Regions from separate parts of the Homo sapiens genome. Here region 2 is linked to region 1. A link is a loop called in an ENCODE intact Hi-C map of the cell type or tissue named here. Cell type or tissue: A673. All regions are shown on one strand. Links, peaks and the distances in the headings refer to the core of each region. The heading gives the core; the rest is flanking DNA.

The links. Peaks named below come from ENCODE experiments on the same cell type or tissue, not always from the same donor. Only the 100,000 strongest peaks of a DNase experiment are listed, where the experiment ranks them.
Region 2: a loop joins it to region 1, with 11 times the contacts of the local background. A loop is called at or near these places in 9 of 110 quality-filtered maps.

What each region holds. Positions count from the first base shown.
Region 1 is chr14:102,911,616-102,921,639 of GRCh38, forward strand. No RefSeq gene overlaps it. Among named protein-coding and RNA genes, the nearest start is that of AMN, 6.0 kb to the right of the region's middle. RefSeq lists enhancers at 1,477-2,066, 2,067-2,656, 3,000-3,500, 5,095-5,234 and a silencer at 3,108-3,157. In A673, for the core only: a CTCF peak has its summit at 6,443 (motif pointing left); a DNase peak (open chromatin) is centred at 6,436.
Region 2 is chr14:102,431,891-102,441,914 of GRCh38, forward strand. TECPR2 (tectonin beta-propeller repeat containing 2) reads left to right here. Exons shown (of 20, transcript NM_014844.5): 8 at 1-238; 9 at 2,345-3,321; 10 at 6,132-6,315; 11 at 8,546-8,719. Among named protein-coding and RNA genes, the nearest start is that of ANKRD9, 73 kb to the right of the region's middle. RefSeq lists a silencer at 6,219-6,268 and an enhancer at 7,938-8,445. In A673, for the core only: a CTCF peak has its summit at 6,286 (motif pointing right); a DNase peak (open chromatin) is centred at 6,341; H3K4me3 peaks cover 365 bases; H3K27ac peaks cover 398 bases.

The sequences.
Region 1 (10,024 bases), core at 1,834-9,833:
CCTGTGTGGCCAGAGGCCCGTGCTTGGTTTGCTGCCCTCTGTCACCGTCTTGAAATACTTTGCAATTCTCAGCGAGGGGCCTGCCGTCGCCTTTTCCACTTTGCTTACAGTTTTGCCTGCGGCCTTTAACCTGAAGGGAATCCCAGGGGCCAGGCTCGCAAATCTGTGTCTTGGTCCAGAGCAGATAAGGCGGAGCTCTGACCTCCTGCCCGGACACGTGCCCGCCATCTGGCATGGTGGAAAGGGCGTGCTGGACCCACAGGCCTGGGGTCAGTCTCAGCTCCACGACTTCGTGGGACTTTGGAATCTTCGAGCCTCAGTTTCCTCCTCTGTCCGTTGGAAGGACAGCACCTCCTTCCACGCCGAAACAAGGTGGTTAATGAGGAGTGACACCAGTGCTGATGTGCAGGCGGCTGCAGGGTCTGGGCAGTGTCCTTCTGGCAGCTGCTCGTGGCAGTTAAGGGCTCCTGGGCTGTCACCGCCACCATGGCCTGCCTTCCATTTCTCCAGGAAGTTGTTTGGGTCAGGCCTGGTAGCAGGAAGCCCTGCATCTCCCCCAAAATTATCAGATGGGGAGAACCGCTCAGCCCTCCCCCACTGTCCTGCCACTCCCAGGGTCCCCTGCAGCCACCACAGCGCCCTGCTCAGTCCCTCCCCATCCTTCAAGGCACTGCATGGGGCCACATCCAGAACAGATGCCATCGGTCCCCACGTGTGGCCCACTGAGCAGGGAGGAGTGGACCTAGGAGCAGCACCCCAGGGTCCTCCCTCAGGGTCTCAGGGCCTCTCCTGAGGGTCCCTTGCCAGCGCAGCACCAGCCCCGCCCTCTCTGCGGGCCCACACCACCCCTGCCGTGCCCTGGCTGGTGGCAGTAGTGGGGCGCTGGAATCCTGGGACTGGCAGCCTCCACCCCACACACGATGGGGAGCCTGTGGTACCTTGGCTCCCGGGAGCTGCCCCAGGACACAGCCTTGCTGGTCCTTCCGTCTGGGGGATCCCAAATCCTCACACCCCTGTGGTGGGGGCCTGCGCTCCATCCATCTCCCTGGGCGCTCAAGCCCAGGGTCCTGCCGCAGCCTTGAGGACACCGGGACACCTATGGAGACCAGGCAGTGTGCAGTTGTCACCGCTGACCGCAAGTGTGAGCTGGGCCGGGGGTGGGATGGCGAGGACAGCCAGCGCGATGTGCCGATGAATGGGGAATGTCAGCTGGAGGCTTGAGGGATTGCAGAAACTGGATTCCTTTTTTTTTTTTGGAGACGGAGTTTCACTTGTCACCCAGGCTGGAGTGCAGTGGCGCAATCTTGGCTCACCACAACCTCTGCCTCCTGGGTTCAAGCAACTCTCCTGCCTCAGCCTCCCAAGTAGCTGGGATTACAGGCATGCGCCACCACGCCTGGCCAATTTTTTGTACTTTTAGTAGAGACGGGGTTTCTACCTGTTGGTCAAACTCCCGAACACAGGTGATCCGCGTGCCTTGGCCTCCCTTTTTTTTTTTTTTTTGAGCTGGGGTCTCTCTCTGTCACCCAGGTTGGAGTGCAGTGGTGTGATCTCAGCTCACTGCAGCCTCAACCTCTCAGGCTCAAGTGATCCTCCCACCTCAGTCTCCTGAGTTGCTGGGACCACAGGCGCATGCCACCATGCCAGGCTAATTTTTGTATTTTTAATAGAGACGGTTTCGCCATGTTGCCCGGGGTGGTCCGGAACTCCTGAGCTCAAGTGATCCCCCCGCCTCGGTCTCCCAAAGTGCTGGGATTACAGGCGTGAGCCACCCCCGGCCTGGATTCTTGCACCCTCCTGGGAGTCCTACAGGAGAGGAGATGGGCGGCAAACCCCAAGACCTGCTGGACTGGCCTGGGCTGAGGGTGCTGGTGGGGACATCTGCAGAGCTGGCCTCAGATCATGCAGCAAGAAACGGCGGGGGGGAGGAAGGGGAGCTTCTGAGCTGCTCCCCCCAGGGCATTGGGCAGGGACTCCCTGCCCCCAGCCTGACGTCCAGACCTCAAGGGGGTTGGAGGGACTGAGTCCAGCCCTCAGGTGCACACCGGGCCATCACCTGGCTCCGTCCTGCTGTGGGGCAGCCCAGATCTTGCAGGGAATTGGGAACCAGGGGTGTCACAGTCTAGGCCTAGGGAAGGAGGAGGCCGTGGCCCTCGCCTGCCTCCCCTCAGCTCAGGGGGCTGCTCTGTTCTGGCCCAGATGAGTGATGCCGGAAGGGGAGCGGTGCAGAGCAGGGAGGCACACGCTCAGAGCCCTCCGTGGCCCTGACTCTGCACTGCAGCAGCCCCCACGCCCAAGAGTCAACCCAGCATCCAAACCAGGGAAGAGTCTGGACTGAAAGCGCAACCGTACTTGGTGAGAGGCCGGTAATCTCGAGTTCTGGTAAGGAAAGCAAGGCCTGGGGCGGAGGCTGGGGCTCGGCTGCTGGGCTGGATCAGGCGGCACACCCGGCTCACACTGCCCTGCAGTCCTGTGGGAGACAGCGGCACTCGGACCCGCTCACAAGCCCTGCAGGACACCAGTGGAACCACATGGGTGGAAGCCTAGAAATCAGATTCTGAATTGAAGTCCAGGGGGTTTTCTGTTTTCTGAAAATGAGTAGTTGCATAATCTAACCCTAAAATCAACCATTTCTTGTTAAAAGACCAGAAGAACCAAAGTGCTGTGCAGGGGAGGTGTCCGCGCCGCCTATGCTTTTTGTCTTAGTTTTTTAATTTTCAAGGTCATCCTTAAAGCCTCTGCCTTGACCCTGCAGCCACAGGTGACTTGGAGGCTGGAGGCCAGGCCTGGGGTCTGTGTCCTTCAAATAAATGCCTCAGTGCCGCTTGGGGGACTCGGTCCTGTGCCGGAGTTACTCGATTAGAAGTTAAAGGTGGAGGGGAAAGACACCTGTGGGGCCATCCCAACCCACTTCCTCCACTCAGACCACAGCTTTGAATGGGCTCAGTCCCCAGGGACCCCCAGGCCCCAGGGTCAGCCTCGCAGGGCAGAGCTCAGAACCCCCTGCCCAGACCCCAGGGAGCCAAAGGGGCCCAGATCTGGGCACAGGGCAGGAAGAGGGCTGGCACCTGCTGGGAGGGGTCTAGGAGCCAGGGGCACAGCTCACATGAGTGCATACCCAGCACCTCTGCTTCATGTCAAAGGGAGATGATGCTGGCGTCCACCCGAGAGGCCACATGGAAAGCACTCGACATGGACAGGACATCGCCCACAGGAAAAACCCCTGCAAGGGACCTTGGACCTTGGGGAAGGCGGCTGTGCCCTCCCGGGCTGGGCCTTGCACCCTGGCCTGCAGCCATTCGGCTCGGAGGACTCCCGGCACCCACAGGCACTTGGCTCCCGCCACTTCCCTGGCCCCTGTGGCACTTGGGGCTCCACAGCTCTCCGACTCCCTGCTGAGGGTTGAGCCGTTTGCAAGCATGTGTCCCCATGTGTGCTTGAGGGCCGGGGGCACCTGTGCATATGGTCAAGGGCCTTCTGTGCACACATGGCACCTGCAGTGTGGTCCCAGCCGTTCCTCAGCACCCGTGGGCCCAGCTCCATCTCGGGCGGCCTGCTTGGCGCAGCTCTCGCTGGTCACCTCGTGCCGGGTGACTGCTCTCCATCAGCTGTGCCCGGGCTCCACATACATAGCCCGGGTCACATCCACTCACGTCCTGGTCCAGCCAGCCTTGCGGGGACTCTGCCCAAGGAGGGACAGTAAGGGTTTTTGAGTACCAAGTCAGTGACCCTGACTGCCAGCAGCGGCTCCTCTTGACCCGGAGGCCGGTGAACACCTGACAACATTTCCCTCCATACAGCGCAGGGGCAGGGGCAGATTAACCCTCCGTGCGGAAGGAGGAGTGGAGGTGGAGGCGGGACAGTGGCTGGCCCCTGGTCCAAGTCTTGCAGAGCCCTCCCCATCTGGGGTGGGGTTGAAGCAAGTCACTCAGGGGCAGCTTCCTAGCTGGTGCTCCCGAGACCCTCAGCTCCCCAACACCCTGATGTCCTCCTCCTTCCTCCCATTGTCCATGGATGGAGAAGGGACCAACGGTTCCTCCGGGGCTGAGCTCTCGTCTCCTGGTGCTCCTGCTTCCCTACCCCCCAACCCCCAGGCCAGGGCTGCAGCCTGAAGGGGCACTGGGTCCCTGCGCCCTGTGAGATGGGCGCTGCCACCCTTGCTCTGCAGGTGACGAATGGAGGCGAAGTGAATTGCAGTGTCATATGGCATTTGAGTCCTAGACAGCGCCCAGGACTGGTCCGACCACCGCTAGATGCCACCAGGGGGGCTCTGCCTGTCCCCCACCCCAGCAGACAGCAGGCCCAGCCCCATCCAAGCTAGGTGGAGACCCCTGGTCCATACCCTCCTGGGCTTCCCTCTGAGTTGTATCCAACCCACCCAGCAACAGCTGCTCTCAGCAAGCCTCCTGGCCTCACCTGCACTCTCTTCCCTCCTCTCCTGCCTCTTGCCTTCCTTTTTTTGTGAGACAGATCTTGCTCTCTCGCCCAGGCTGGAGTGCTGTGGCGCAAGCTCAGCTCCCTGCAACCTCTGCCTCCTGGGTTCCAACAAATCTCCTGCCTCAGCCTCCCAAGTAGCTGGGATTACAGGCACCCATCACCACGCCCAGCTAATTTTTATATTTTTAGTAGAGATGGGGTTTCACCATGTTGGCCACGCTGATCTCGAACTCCTGACCTCAGGTGATCTGCCTGCCTTGGCCTCCCAAAGTGCTGGGATTACAGGTGTGAGCCACTGTGCCCAGCCACCTTCCTTTAAAAACAAAAACAAAAAACCCCAAAAACCTGAGGTCTTGCTCTGAGGCCCAGGCTGGGGTAATCGCAGTTCACTGCAGCTTCAACCTCCTGGGCTCAAGCAATTCTTCCTCAGCCTCTGCGGCGCCGGGACCACAGGCATGAGCCACTGCACCGGGTGTTCTTGGCTCCCTCGAAGCATCCCTCATGTTCCCGTCTCAAGGCCTTGGCGGGCTCTTTCCCTGTCTTGCTGATGTCCCAGGCCCACCCCACCTTTTCCCTGGCCCTGCCATGTGCAGGAGGCAGGGCTGTCACTCTTGCTGCCTCCACACCTCAGGGGAGGCTGTGAGCCAGCGTGGCCAGTCAGAGCACAGCAACCTCAGGCTACAGGAACTGGTGCAGAGTTGGAGACAGGAACCAATCAGAGACCTCACTGAGACCCTCCTGCCATGGCCTGGTCAAGGAGGTGGTGAGTCTCACTCTCCCAAGACACCTTCCCTGCCACGTGGAGAAGGCCGTGCACACGGAAACCAACACAGGAGGGCCGCCAGCCATAGCGGAGACAGACACAGGGACCAAGAGACTGAGACAGCCTCTAGATGCTGAAGCCTGCGCTGAAGCAGTTGGGCCGTGAGAGGTTCTTCTTACTGGAGGAAACTCCGGGGCTTTGCATTTCTCCACGTCCCTGCTGAGGTTCTGAGCCATTTGCAAGTTTGTGCCCTCATGTGTGCCTGAGGGCCGGGGGCACCTGTGCATATGCTCAAGGGCTTTCTGTGCACACATGGCACCTGCAGTGCGGTCGCAGCCATTCCTCAGCTCACATCTTTGCATGTGAGTGGTTCTGGTACCGCTTGTCTGCCCAGCGCCCTGGTGCCTATCTGCTGCCTCATGTGAGCTCGCTGGGCCACCCTCTGACTGCTGGACCCACCTCCAGAGGCCACTCAGGGCAAGAGAGATGGATCCCAATACCCCACCCAGCCAGCCCCAGCCCCCTATGGTCTGCCACCTTCAATTCAACCTCCTCACTGTGGCTGCAGCTGTGATCTCATCCTTCCTGTCTCATTTTAATGCCACCTTTTTCAGGAAGCCTCCCCTGACCAGGAAGCCAAGTGGCCTCACTACCCTCTCCACACAGCACAATCTAGGAATGGCCTGCCCAGGTGGAGCAGCAGTAGTCAAAGAGGCTCCATTGCTGCCCCAAGTCCTGGCCGTCCAGCACTCTGGACTCCCCTGAGGCCCCACCATCAGGAGAGGGAGCCCCAGCCTCTGGGCCCTTTCAGTCCTGGCTGTGGCCCTGAGCACCAGGGGTGAAGTTTGCTGAGCCTCACCTGGCCCTCTGCATTTATGGTGGCGGTGGGGATGGGGGGCAGAGCCAGACACTCAGGGGTGAAGCCCAACGCAGCCCTGTCAGTCAAACTGCCTCCTTCCCACTGAGAAGCAAGACAAGGGGCAAAACAGTTGTGACCCCCAAGTATCCTGTTTGTTCCTGGTTGAGGACATGTGAGTCCAGCAAGGGGCAGCCAAACTCCAGGACCGTGAGGACCCACCCTCCCCGTCCTAGGCTGGGCCAGCACCACAGAGCCACTGAGCGCAGGGACCTCTGCTCAAGGCGATCCCTCCAAGGTAAGGGGCAATGCTGGTGGCATCAGAGATGTCGAGGCAAGGCGCCCACCCGGGACACAAAAAGAGGCAGAGCTCCCCCCAGTGGCGGCTCCTTCCTCCCCGGATGCAGCATATCACTCATGAAAGAAGCAAATACCAGGCCAAGCAAAGGGGTGCTCATGGCAGAGTCTGCAGATGAGGGGTGGGGGTGCAGGAAACAGCAGGATGGCCTGGAGGGTGGAAGGCCCTGGAAGTCTCCAAGACTGAGTAGTTTCCCTTTCACCTTCAGTCCTCTGCCTACATACCCACCTCCACCATCCTTCCTGCACCCTTCCCTAGTCACTCATCCACCATCCTGCCATTGGAACCCAGTGTAACCATCCACCATTCTCCCCCTTCCATCAGCTACAACCAGTGTCTCCCCAATCCACAAGGCACACCATCCATCTCTCCACCAGTAATCCCCTAATGACCAATTCACCACCCTCCCAGAAACTCATCTCCCCATCATCAAATCATCCAAACATCATGCACAATCCATTTGCTGTTCATCTTTCTACCTCTCTGCTTCCCAACACCCACAAATCCATCCTCCATTCACTCACCACCCAGCCATTCCAACGTGCATGATGCAGATCCAAGCATGCACTGCAGACCCATTCCCCCAACCCCCATCAATCATCCATCCATCACCTAGCGCACATTCATTCACAATTTATCCACCATGCTCTGTCCACCCACCCATTGATTTATATCCAGTAACTCCTGTACTCTTATCCATCTACCTACTGTCTCTCTACTTACTACTATCCATTCACACATCATCTAAAATTCATTCACCATTATTCATCCACCATCAATCCATCCCTCCACCATTTGGTCTTGTCCACCATCCATCTACATCCAAAATCCACAACTTTTTCTCACCCACCGTGCATTGCAACAACTATCCATACATACACATCTGTTCAACAGCTACGATTTCTCTTTCACCCATCAACCATCCACTATGCAACCATGATTCATTTTGCCACCGTCCGCCCTTTCCCTCGTTCTCCTTTATTCAACTACCATCTACCATCCATCAACCATCCTTCCATAATCACTCTTCTATCCATCCATCCACCAATAACATTCACCATCTGTGAGCTGCCATCCATACACTTACCCATTCACCATCCACAATCAACTATCTACTCTTTTTTTTTTTTTTTTTTTTTTTTTTTTTAATAGAGTCTCACTCTGTCGCCCAGGCTGGAGTGGAGTGGCACAATCTCGGCTCACTGCAACCTCTGCCTCCCAGGTTGAAGCAATTCGGCCCCAGCCTCCCAAGTAGTTGGGATTACAAATGTGCACCATCACATTTGGCTCATTTTTGTATTTTTAGTAGAGACAAGGTTTCACCATGTTGTCCATGCTGGTCTTGAACTCCTGACCTCAAGTGATACTCCATCCTCAGCCTCCCAAAATGCTGGGGTTACAGGCGTGAGCCACCGCGCCCAGCCAACTATCTGCTTTCATCTACCATCCGTCATCTGTCTGTTGATCAACTGTCCTTCTACAAAATACTATATCAACCCACCACCCATCATCCACCATTCATAACGCACCACCCATCTATCCCCATTCACCATCCACCATCACCTTCCATCTACCTACCATCCACCATCCACCATTCATAACACACCACCCATCATCCCCATTCACCATCCACCATCACCTTCCATCCATCTACCATCCATCATCCACCACCCATCTATCCCCATTCACCATCCACCATCACCTTCCATCCATCCACCATCCATCATCCACCATCCATCTATCCCCATTCACCATCCACCATCACCTTCCATCCATCCACCATCCATCATCCAACATCCATCTATCCCCATTCACCATCCACCATCACCTTCCATCCATCCACCATCCATCATCCAACATCCATCTATCCCCATTCACCATCCACCATCACCTTCCATCCATCTCCCATCCATCATCCACCATCCATCTATCCCCATTCACCATCCACCATCACCTTCCATCCATCTACCATCCATCATCCACCATCCATCCCCATTCACCATCCACCATCACCTTCCATCCATCCACCATCCATCATCCAACATCCATCTATCCCCATTCACCATCCACCATCACCTTCCATCCATCCACCATCCATCATCCACCATTCATAACGCACCACCCATCTATCCCAATTCACCATCCACCATCACCTTCCATCCATCTACCACTCATTCATTCACCATTCATTTATCCACCGTCCATTCATGCATACATCCACCATCCATCTATCCACCATTCATCCATCCACCATCCACTCCCACTATCCATCCATCCACCATCTATCCATCCACACATTCACCATCCACCCATCCACAACCTACCATCCATTCATCCACCATTCACTCATCCACCATCCATTCTCCACCATCCATCTACCCATCCATCCCTCTACCCATTCACATATCCACCATCCACTCATCCATCATCCACAATTCACTCATCCAGCGTCCATTCATCCATCCACCCATTCACACATCCACCCATCTACCATCCACCATCCCTTCATCCACCATCCACCCATCATTCACTCACCCACCATCCACCATCCATCCATCCACCCATCTATATGTCCATTCACCCATTCGCCATCCACTCATCCACCACCCACCATTCATCTATCATCCCTCATCCACTGTCTACCATCCACCATTCATCCATCCACCCATTCACCCATCCACCATCCATCCATCCACCATCCACTTATCCACAATCTGCCATCCACCATTCGCCATTCATCCATCCATTCATCCACCACCCATCACCATTCACATCCACCATCGGCCATTCACCATCCACCATCCACCATCCACCTATTCACCATCCACCATTCACTCATTCACCACCCATCCTTCCATCCACCCACCATCCACCACCCACCATCCACCAACCACTATTCATCTTACCATCCACCATCCACCATCTATCATCCACTATCTACCATCTGCCGCCCATCCATCCACTTAATATTCACCATCTACTCATCACCATTCACTTGTCCATTATCCACCACCCACCAACCATCATCCACCTACCATCCATCATCCACCATTTATCCATTATCTACTTATCTACCATCCATTACCCATCCATTTATCATCCTATCCACCATCTACTATCCACCCATTATCCACTATCCACTGTCTATTCACTATCCACCATCTATTCACTATCCACCGTCCATCTCCATCCACAATTCACCATTTATGCAACCATCATCCACCATCTATCCATTTACCATCTATCTATTCACCATCCACCATCCATCCATTCAGCATTCATCACTCACCAAACATCCACCATTTAACACCCACTTTTTTTTTTTTGAGATGGGGTTTCACTCTTGTTGCCCAGGCTGGAGCACAGTGGCGTGATCTCCGATCACCACAACCTCCGCCTTCCAGGTTCAAACGATTCTCCTGCCTTAGCCTCCCAAGTAGCTGGGATTACAGGCATGTGCCACCATGCCTATCTAATTTTGTATTTTTAGTAGAGATGGGGTTTCTCCATGTTGGTCAGGCTGGTCTCGAACTCCCGACCTCAGGTGATCTGCCCGCCTTGGCCTCCCAAAGTGCTGCGGTTACAGGCGTGAGCCACCGTGCCCCGCCAA
Region 2 (10,024 bases), core at 1,433-9,432, 480 kb before region 1:
AGAGGCTCTTCCATGGCCAGCTCCGTGGCCAGCGAGCCAAGGAGCAGGAGCAGCTCGCTCAACTCCACCGACAGCGGCTCCGGGCTCCTGCCCCCTGGGCTCCAGGCCACCCCTGAGCTGGGCAAGGGCAGCCAGCCCCTGTCACAGAGATTCAACGCCATCAGCTCAGAGGACTTTGACCAGGAGCTTGTCGTGAAGCCTATCAAAGTGAAAAGGAAGAAGAAGAAGAAGAAGACAGGTACCCTCTGTAGCTGGCACACACCCATCTGGGGTTACAGTCTTTCCAGATTCTCTGGGAGTGCTGCTGCTCACTGAGTGAGCAATGCTCCATACATCCAAAAGCAGAGAACACATACATTTCTTCCCCAAAGGAGTTTTACTGCAAAATACTTCACATTAACGGAAAATACACACACACACACACACACACACTGTAAGGTCTAAATGATGACAGAACACCTGTGTGTACTCACCACCCTGCTTAAAGGGTCTCAGTTTTGTACTTTTCAATATTTATTTATGTATTTATATTATTTATTTATTTTTTGCGACAGAGTTTCGCTCGTCGCCCAGGCTGGAGTGCAATGGCACGATCTCGGCTCACTGCAACCTCACCTCCTGAGTTCAAGCAATTCTCCTGCCTCAGCCTCCCGAGTATGCATGCCCAGCGAATTTTGTATTTTTAGTAGATACAGGGTTTCTCCATGTTGGTCAGGCTGGTCTTGAACTCCCAAACTCAGGTGATCTGCCCGCCTCGGCCTCCCAAAGTGCTGGGATTACAGCGTGAGCCACCGCGCCTGGCATAGTTTTTAGTATTTAAATTAAAATGTCGGGGCCGGGCGCAGTGGCTCATGCCTGTAATCCCAACACTTTGGGAGGCCGAGGCAGGCGGATCACGAGGTCAAGAGATTGAGACCATCCTGGCCAACATGGTGAAACCCCGTCTCTACTAAAAACACATAAATTAGCTGGGCTTGGTGGCATGTGCCTGTAATCTCAGTCACTCGGGAGGCTGAGGCAGGAGAATCACTTGAACCTGGGAGGCAGAGGATGCAGTGAGCCGAGGTCACGCCACTGCACTCCAGCCTCGCAACAGAGCAAGACTCCGTCTCAAAAAAAAAAAAAAAAAAAGTGTTGGTTTATCCATGTATACCATTGATTAAATCAGAGATTCTGTGAGCCTGGGTGGAAAGTTGTGGAAACCAGAAGATCTATGCTGGTAAATACTTGGGACATTTTATGTTTAGTGTTGAATATGCTACCAAATATGGGATTTAACATTGAATTTTTTTCTTTTTTTTTTTCAACTTTTATTTTAAATACAGGGGGTCCATGCGCAGGTTTGTTACATGGGTATACAGCACCCAGGTAGTGAGCACAGTATGCAGTAGGTGGCTTTTGACCCATGCCGCCTCCTCTCCCGCTCTGGAGGTCCACAGTGTCTGTCCTTCCCATGTTTATGTCCATGCGTGCTCAGTGTTTGGCTCCCACTTACAAGTCAGAACATGCTGTTGGTTTTCTGTTCCTGTTGCATTAATTTGCTTAGGATTACGGCCAGCGGTTCCATCCATGTTGCTGTAAAGGACAAGATTTCATTCTTTATTTTTATTTATTTATTTATTTATTTATTTATTTTTTAATTTATTGGAGACAGAGTTTCACTGTTGTCACCCAGGCTAGAGTGCAATGGTGCGATCTCGGCTCACTGCAACTTCCGCCTCCCAAGTTCAAGCAATTCTCCTGCCTCAGCCTCCCGAGTAGCTGGGATTACAGGTGCCCACTACCACGCCCAGCTAAGTTTTTGTATTTTTAGTAGAGGCAGGGGTTTACCATGTTGGACAGGCTGGTCTTGAACTCCTGACCTAAGGTGGCCCACCCGCCTCGGCCTCCCAAAGTGCTAGGATGGCTTATGAGCGTGAACCACCGTGCACAGCCCAGATTTCATTCTTTGTTATGGCTGTGTAACACTGAATTTTTCAAACCTTTTACTCCTTGGTTCCTGTTAATCCTCTCTAGCTAAGATGACTGCAACACTGAAGGAAATGTTATTAGATTTCTAAGCATTTTAATAATTATAAGGAATTGGTTTGTGACCCAGGTGAACATCTCAGTTTGTCCCCTGGTTTTTCTTAGCTGCCCTCAAACCCATGGATTTGTTCAGTACTTGCATGCATAGAAAGCATCTCTTTGTTGGGATTATTTGTACTTAAGAGGTTTATTCTTCATTCACCAAATATCCTTTATTTAAAATTTTTTTTCTTGAGCCAAAAATATGTGTGCAAGTTAGTCTCTTACTAATCATATAGAACCGTGCCTTATTTTGAATGTTCTTATTCTGAATTAGAAGGTGGAAGCAGGAGCACCTGTCACAGCTCCCTGGAATCGACACCCTGCTCCGAATTTCCTGGGGACAGTCCCCAGTCCTTGAACACAGACTTGCTGTCGATGACCTCAAGTGTCCTGGGCAGTAGCGTGGATCAGTTAAGTGCAGAGTCTCCAGACCAGGAAAGCAGCTTCAATGGTGAAGTGAACGGTGTCCCACAGGAAAATACTGACCCCGAAACGTTTAATGTCCTGGAGGTGTCAGGATCAATGCCTGATTCTCTGGCTGAGGAAGATGACATTAGAACTGAAATGCCACACTGTCACCATGCACATGGGCGGGAGCTGCTCAATGGAGCGAGGGAAGATGTGGGAGGCAGTGATGTCACGGGACTCGGAGATGAGCCGTGTCCTGCAGATGATGGACCAAATAGCACACAGTTACCCTTCCAAGAACAGGACAGCTCTCCTGGGGCGCATGATGGGGAAGACATCCAACCCATTGGCCCCCAAAGCACTTTTTGTGAAGTCCCCCTCCTGAACTCACTCACTGTGCCTTCCAGCCTCAGCTGGGCCCCAAGTGCTGAACAGTGGCTGCCTGGGACCAGAGCTGATGAAGGCAGCCCCGTGGAGCCCAGCCAAGAGCAGGACATCCTAACCAGCATGGAGGCCTCTGGCCACCTCAGCACAAATCTCTGGCATGCTGTCACTGATGATGACACAGGTCAGAAAGAAATACCCATTTCTGAACGTGTCTTGGGGAGTGTGGGAGGACAGCTGACTCCGGTCTCTGCCTTGGCAGCCAGCACTCACAAGCCCTGGCTTGAGCAGCCTCCACGGGATCAGACATTGACGTCCAGCGATGAGGAGGACATCTATGCCCACGGGCTTCCTTCTTCATCCTCAGAGACGAGTGTGACAGAGCTCGGACCTAGTTGCTCCCAGCAGGACCTGAGCCGGCTGGGTGCAGAGGACGCCGGGCTGCTCAAGCCAGATCAGGTATGTGGGTTCGGGTGGTGGGAAAAGTAGCTGAGGCTTCTTTCTTAAGGGTAATAATTGTCAAGACTGATTATTTTCCTTCTCATGGAAAGAAATTCTATTCCTACTGCAAAATCCGTAGGCCAACTCTGTTTTCAAGTCTGGGTTTCAGGGGATTTCCAGCACAGGGACTATGAATGGCTTGAACTACTTCTGACCTGTTCTACCCTGCTCAGTAACCTGCCTCCCCAACCAAGGTAGCGTCTTGCTGTTTCCTCTGACCCCACAAGTGCAGGCTGGTGTAGGCACTTACTGTTAGCCATCGTAGGGCAGGGCTGAATTGGCCTGGGGCCATCTCAGAAAACCAGTGGGCAGAGGACTGTCCACCTGTGGAGTAGAGAAAGCTCTGAGCAGTTTGGAGGCAGGGAGTCTCCTGTCCTTCTCCTCACACCCCTCCAAGGAACCATCTGCAAGAGCACGAGGCCATTTCCAGAACTGCTGTCTCCTCAACCTCCGAACAGTGGCTCCAAGGCTCCCCTGCGAGCTGTACAGGAACCAGTTTGGAGTAACCAGTCTTTGTAGGTCCACCCAGCACATGTAACTAGGAGATGACTTTTAACTGTCCTTGAGCATTTTATATTAAAAGTGATTTTTTTAAAAGTGCCTACTTCCCTTAGCAAGTAATTATTACTAGATATATTTGTTTCAAAACTGTGTCTTGCCCTGTCTCCTACTAACTGTCGATGTGAGGTATGAATTATGGCTGCGCACTTACAGCCACGTGTGCTTTCCACAGTCTACGCTGGCTTCTGTCAGTGCTAGCAGTGTGACGCTTTGTCAGTGCTCACCATGTGCAGGTATCCCACAAAGCACTTTAGAGGTTTAACTCTTTTACTTCTCTAAACACGAACTATAAAATAGGCACTCTTCTTGTCCCCATTTTACAGAGGAGAAAATGGAAGCACAGAACAGCTAGACAGCTTGCACAAGGTCACATAGCAAATGAAGGGCGGGCCCCAGGACCCCCTCACTCACCCTCTGTGCTGTCATGCCTCAGAAGTGAAACATGCTGCTTACTTGTTTTGAGACAAAACGCCATAAGTCTGGCTTTTTTTTCTTCTTTCTTTCTTTTTTTTTTTTTTTTCTGAGACAGGGTCTCACTCTGTCACCCAGGATGGAGCGCAGTGGCGCAATCATGGCTCATTGCTGCCTCGACCTCCCCAAGCTCAAGTGATCCACCTGCCTCAGCTTCCTGAGTCACTGGGACTACAGGCATGTGCCACCATGCCCAGCTAATTTTTGTATTTTTTGTAGAGAAGGGGTTTTGCCATATTGCCCAAGCTGGTCTCGAACTCCTGAGCTCAAGCAATCTGCCTGCCTCGGCTTCCCAAAGTGCTGGGATTACAGGTGTGAGCTGCTGTGCCTGGCCAAGGGTGGCCTTTTATTCAGTCATCCGGCATTTATCTTTTCAACCCAGTGGTTCTTGAGTGGCCTTGACTGTCAGCCTCTGTGATTATGCTGGGGACCACAGTGCAGATGGCAGCTAGTTGTGGATTCCATCTTCCTGAGCCTCAGAGTCTTGAGGGGGAGCCAGGTACATGTTCACATCCTCGCAGTTGAGTGGGACTCAGGTGAGGGTACTGAGCAAAGTACAGGGCTGCAGGAAGCGCAAGCAGCATGGCCCCCTAATGTCTGGGCGTTAGCCAGGCAGACTGTCGGTGGGGTGGGGTATTGGAATTCTAGGCCAGAAATTTAGGAAAGCCCTCACTTAGGTGACAGGGATCCTGGCCCTTTGAGCCCCTGACTCTCTAACTTCCTCCCTTCCTCATCCCACTCCAGGTAGCTGGGAAGCCAAGAAATTTTATGGTGTGTTTTTATTTGGAGGTTCGGTGTGGAAGTAAGACTTGCCATGGTGAGCAGGGCTGGATTGAGAAGAGTTGGGCACCATTTTCTTTGAAGTAGTTAACTTCTATGTGGGTATCTGTACAAATACATTTATCTTCTTTGCATTTATTGAAAAGTATTAAAGTACAAAGACTTTATTTAGCTTTGATTTTTAAAAGAATTCTAGCAAGGTCGGGCACAGTGGCTCACGCCTGTAATCCCAGCACTTTGGGAGGCCAAGGTGGGCGAATCACCTGAGGTCAGGAGTTCGAGACCAGCCTGGCCAACATGGCGAAACCCCGTCTCTACTAAAAATACAAAAAATAGCCGGGTGTGGTGGCAGATGCCTGTAATCCCAAGTACTCAGGAGCCTGAGGCAGGAGAATTGCGACTTGCTTGAACCCAGGAGGCGGAGGTTGCAGTGAGCCGAGATTGTGCCCCTGTACTCCAGCCTGGGCGACAGAGCGAGTCTCTGTCTCAAAAAGGAAAAAAAAAAGAAAATATGGTGGAAAAAAGAAAGACAGTGGTAGTGCCATATATCCAGTGCCTCTGTAATGATTAGACTACAAAAAATTGACTTGCATCCAAATGTTGAAGAACCTGGCTCTTTGTGTAAGGTGAGGTATGCCTGCAGAATAATAGCAGCTCCTTCGTAACGTGATGTGATGCTCTAAGCGTTACATTTGCAAAGGTGTTAGAACAGGAGAAAATGTCATCCAGGGACTCCAGGGAGTCTTTGTAGGGAGACAGCAGCACGCGTCTCAGAAGGTTTGTAGTAGAGGGGTGTCCACAGATAGCAGGGGTTGGGAGAAGGGTTGACTTGGCGTCTTGCTGACCCGTTTTACCGTCTCGTGTTAATGATATCCTCTCACCTTTCTTACTGAGAACAGTAAGCCAAATGTGGCTGTGTCCTCTGCCACAGAACTCACTGGCTCTTCCCTTGTTAGTTTGCAGAAAGCTGGATGGGCTACTCGGGTCCCGGCTATGGCATCCTCAGCTTGGTGGTCTCCGAGAAGTATATCTGGTGCCTGGACTACAAAGGCGGCCTGTTCTGCAGCGCGTTGCCGGGCGCCGGGCTGCGCTGGCAGAAGTTTGAAGATGCTGTCCAGCAGGTGGCAGTCTCGCCCTCAGGTTCGCCTCCCCGCTCCCTGCTCCCGCTCCCTGCTCCCGCTCGCCGCTCCTGCTCCCCGCCCCCGGGGTGCAGACATCTTAGTACAGGGCTCCCCTGCAGCAGCTCTGGGCTCACGCTGCCGTGCGTTCACCAGGTTTGCCTCTTCAGGAACGTTTGAGGGGTTGTCTCCAAAGAACGTGAATTGCTTCATTGGATGTCAATTCGTAGTGTAAATGGGTGTTCAGTTTGAGTTTTTGTTTTCTTTATTAATTGCAATGGTAAGCTCTGATCGTATTTTTGTAAGCTAGACAAAAAGTTTGAAAATTGAGGGACTTTTTTAGGGATATTAATATACTAACTCTTCATAAAAATAATACGTGTTTCTCTTTCTCATTGTTGCTTTAAAGCAACCGAACTAACGAAGACGGGCCTATGGATATGTTAGATATATTCCAATTATTTGGCTTCCTCTTTAGGAATTCTGTTTTAATGAGCTCTCTGCTGTGGGTGAACAGTCTACTCCCTGACTCTAAAAGGAAAGTCCATTCATTCTTTCATGCTGCTGTTAGGCCATTGTTAGTGAACTGGAGCTGGTGTTTCCTGAACGATGTTCTCCTGAGCTGGAAGACCTCCCATATCTGCATGGAATCATTTGCTTGCTTTTTCTTTCTTTCTTTCTTTTTTTTTTTTTTTTGAGACAGAGTCTTGCTGTGTTGCCCAGGCTGGAGTGCAGTGGTACAATCTCAGCTCACTGCGAGCTCCACCTCCCAGGTTCGCACTATTCTCCTGCCTCAGCCTCCCCAGTAGCTGGGACTACAGGCACCCGCCACCACGCCCAGCTAATTTTTTTGTATTTTTTTAGTGGACACGGGGTTTCACTGTGGTAGCCAGGATGGTCTTGATCTCCTGACCTCATGATCCGCCCGCCTCAGCCTCCCAAAATGCTGGGATTACAGGTGAGAGCCACTACGCCCGGCTTTGCTTGTTTTTTCTTAAGGTTGTGTTGGCCACGTCGGCACCTACGCCAGTGGGGACACTTTTGCCTTGAAGCAGCCTGGTTTACTGTCAGGACATTGGAATAGAAGTCAGACGAAGCCGAAGCTGAGTCTGTGGCTTGGGACCTGTCTGTTCTCTGTAACTTCACTGTGTTTCGGGATGAATTTCCCTTAATTCTCCCTGGTCTCTGTCACTGTTTAAAATATTAGTTTGTTCAGCGTTGTTTTTCTTGCTTGCTTTCACTGTTTGTTTGAAAAATATTTTTCTTTAGAGACTGGCTAACAACCCACTCCACAAGCTGTCATTACACAGTTGTGTGTTTTAATTCATTTCTCGTTGGTATCATTTACCTTCAGGTTTGTCTCCTTAGCCTTTTAGAACTTTGGTTCTATTCCTGACTATATTAGTTACTTGTATTCCCAGGCCCCTTGGTCCCTCACTGTGCTAGCGGGAACTCTGTATCTCCATGAGATTCACCTGCTCAGTTGAGGCGTCCTTCAGGGCCCAGTCCCATGTCCTTGGTGGGCAGCAGAGCCCTTGTGCCGGGGGCACCACAGGCAGAGATGCTCGACAGGCCCTCTAGTCCAGCCCAGCTGACACTCGGTGATCACTGGTGGCCCCTTGCCTTGCCTGCGTCGGCCTGCTCCAGGCCTCCAGCTGCAGCGCTATCCTGCCTTCCCTTTCCTCTCTCCTCCTCCATCTCTTCATCAAAGTCCTCTTCACAGTGAAAACAGGCCAACTCAGTGCAAGTGTGTTCCTTCTGTGCACCTTTTCCATTCAGCTCATCCAGAACTGATCCTTCTCTTTGAATCCCTAAAGGACTTTTTCAGCCTCTCCTAGGGCACTAGTTGTGCTTAGGATGTTTATTTGGAGACTTATCAAACCTAATAATGTCATCAGTGTTTCTCCTCCCGTGTGAGGAGCGCCTGTCATGTGCCCAGCTCTGTGGCCATGTGGTTGATCTGCTTCCGTCTGCAGTCTTTAGAGCAGCCCTGTAAGGTGGAGATGATCCCCACGGCCCAGGAGGAAAGTGAAGCTTGGAGACGGGCGGTGACATGGAGCCTGAAGCTGCATAGCCACTGGGTGGTGGCCAAGGGCCCAAACCTGGGTCTGGTGGCCTCTTTCCCCACTTGGGGGGACAGAACAGGATGTGTTTTAGAAATCTTTCTCCCCTCAATGCCCAGCATGAAGACTTTTGTATAGAAATATATTCTAGTATTTATTGGACAGTGAATAGAATTTTTATTTCCATAGGAGCCCTTCTCTGGAAGATTGAACAGAAATCTAACCGGGCTTTTGCTTGTGGGAAAGTCACCATCAAGGGGAAGCGGCACTGGTACGAAGCCCTGCCCCAGGCAGTGTTTGTGGCCCTGAGCGATGACACGGCCTGGATCATCAGGACCAGTGGGGACCTATACTTGCAGACAGGTAACCGCGGGCCACGCTTAGAGGCCTGCCAGCTCTGCCGTCACTGCCTCTGCTGCACCCTGCTTTGCTAGTAACATGCTTACCACAATCGCTATGATTAAGAGGCTAAATCCATTCGAATTAAGACACTTCTGGGAAGAGAGTATTTGCCATTTGGCATGTATTAGCAGTTTCCTGCATTGACACAAACTCAACCCAGGACAAATTTAGGGCAAAAATGAATAGGATTATTTGGTGAGATACAGAAACAGAATCTTATTCTCCTATGGCCAACCACCGCATATCACGTATCCTACAATGTTAGATCTTAAGAGGTAAGAATACAGAGGAAGGACATAAAATTCATTTCCCCCTTTAAGCTAAAGTTTAAGTGGCTGCATTTTTTTTTTCAGCCATATCAAAGCCCGGCTCCTATATACTTACTTACCCGTGGGCCAGGAAAAAAAAAGAAATAATTTGCTCTTTTTTATTTTGAGACGGAGTCTCGCTCTCTTGCCCAGGCTGGCATGCAGTGGTGCCATCTTGACTCACTGCAACCTCTGCCTCCTGGGTTCAAGTGATCCTCCTGCCTCAGCTTCCTGATCACAGGCTGGGATTACAGGTGCCCATCACCACGCCCAGCCAATTTTTTTGTATTTTTAGTAGAGATGGAGTTTCACTATGTCGGCCAGGCTGGTCTTGAACTTCTGACCTCAAGTGATCTGCCCGCCTCAGCCTCCCAAAGTGCTGGGATTACAGGTGTGAGCCACCACACCAGGCCATAATTTGCTCTAAATAGCAGTTCAGGCCAGGTGTGGTGGCTCATGCCTGTAATCCCAACACTTTGGGAGGCCTAGACGAGCAGATCACCTGAGGTCAGGAGTTCAAGACCAACCTGGCCAACATGGTGAAACTCTGTCTCTACTAAAAAAAAAAAAAAAAATACAAAAAATTAGCTGGGCGTGGTGGCGCTTGCCTGTAATCCCAGCTACTTGGGAGCCTGAGGCACAAGAATCACTTGAACCTGGGAGGCAGAGCTTGCAGTGAGCTGAGATCGCGCCACTGCACTCTCCAGCCTGGTGACAGGGCGAGACTCCGTCTCAAAACAAAACAAAACAAAAATAGCAGTTCAGCAAGTCACAGGAAGCTGCCCTCAGGGAAGTTTTTAGCTGATGGAAGGGCACAGTGGGACTTGCTTATTAAAAATAAGCTGTAATGACAGTCAGTGTTTACTGTCAGCAGAATGGGGAAGGATCTTCCACCAGCAATGTGATTTATCAGTATCTGGAAGGACTGTGGGGCAGGAGTTATCGTCAGTTGTCCAGA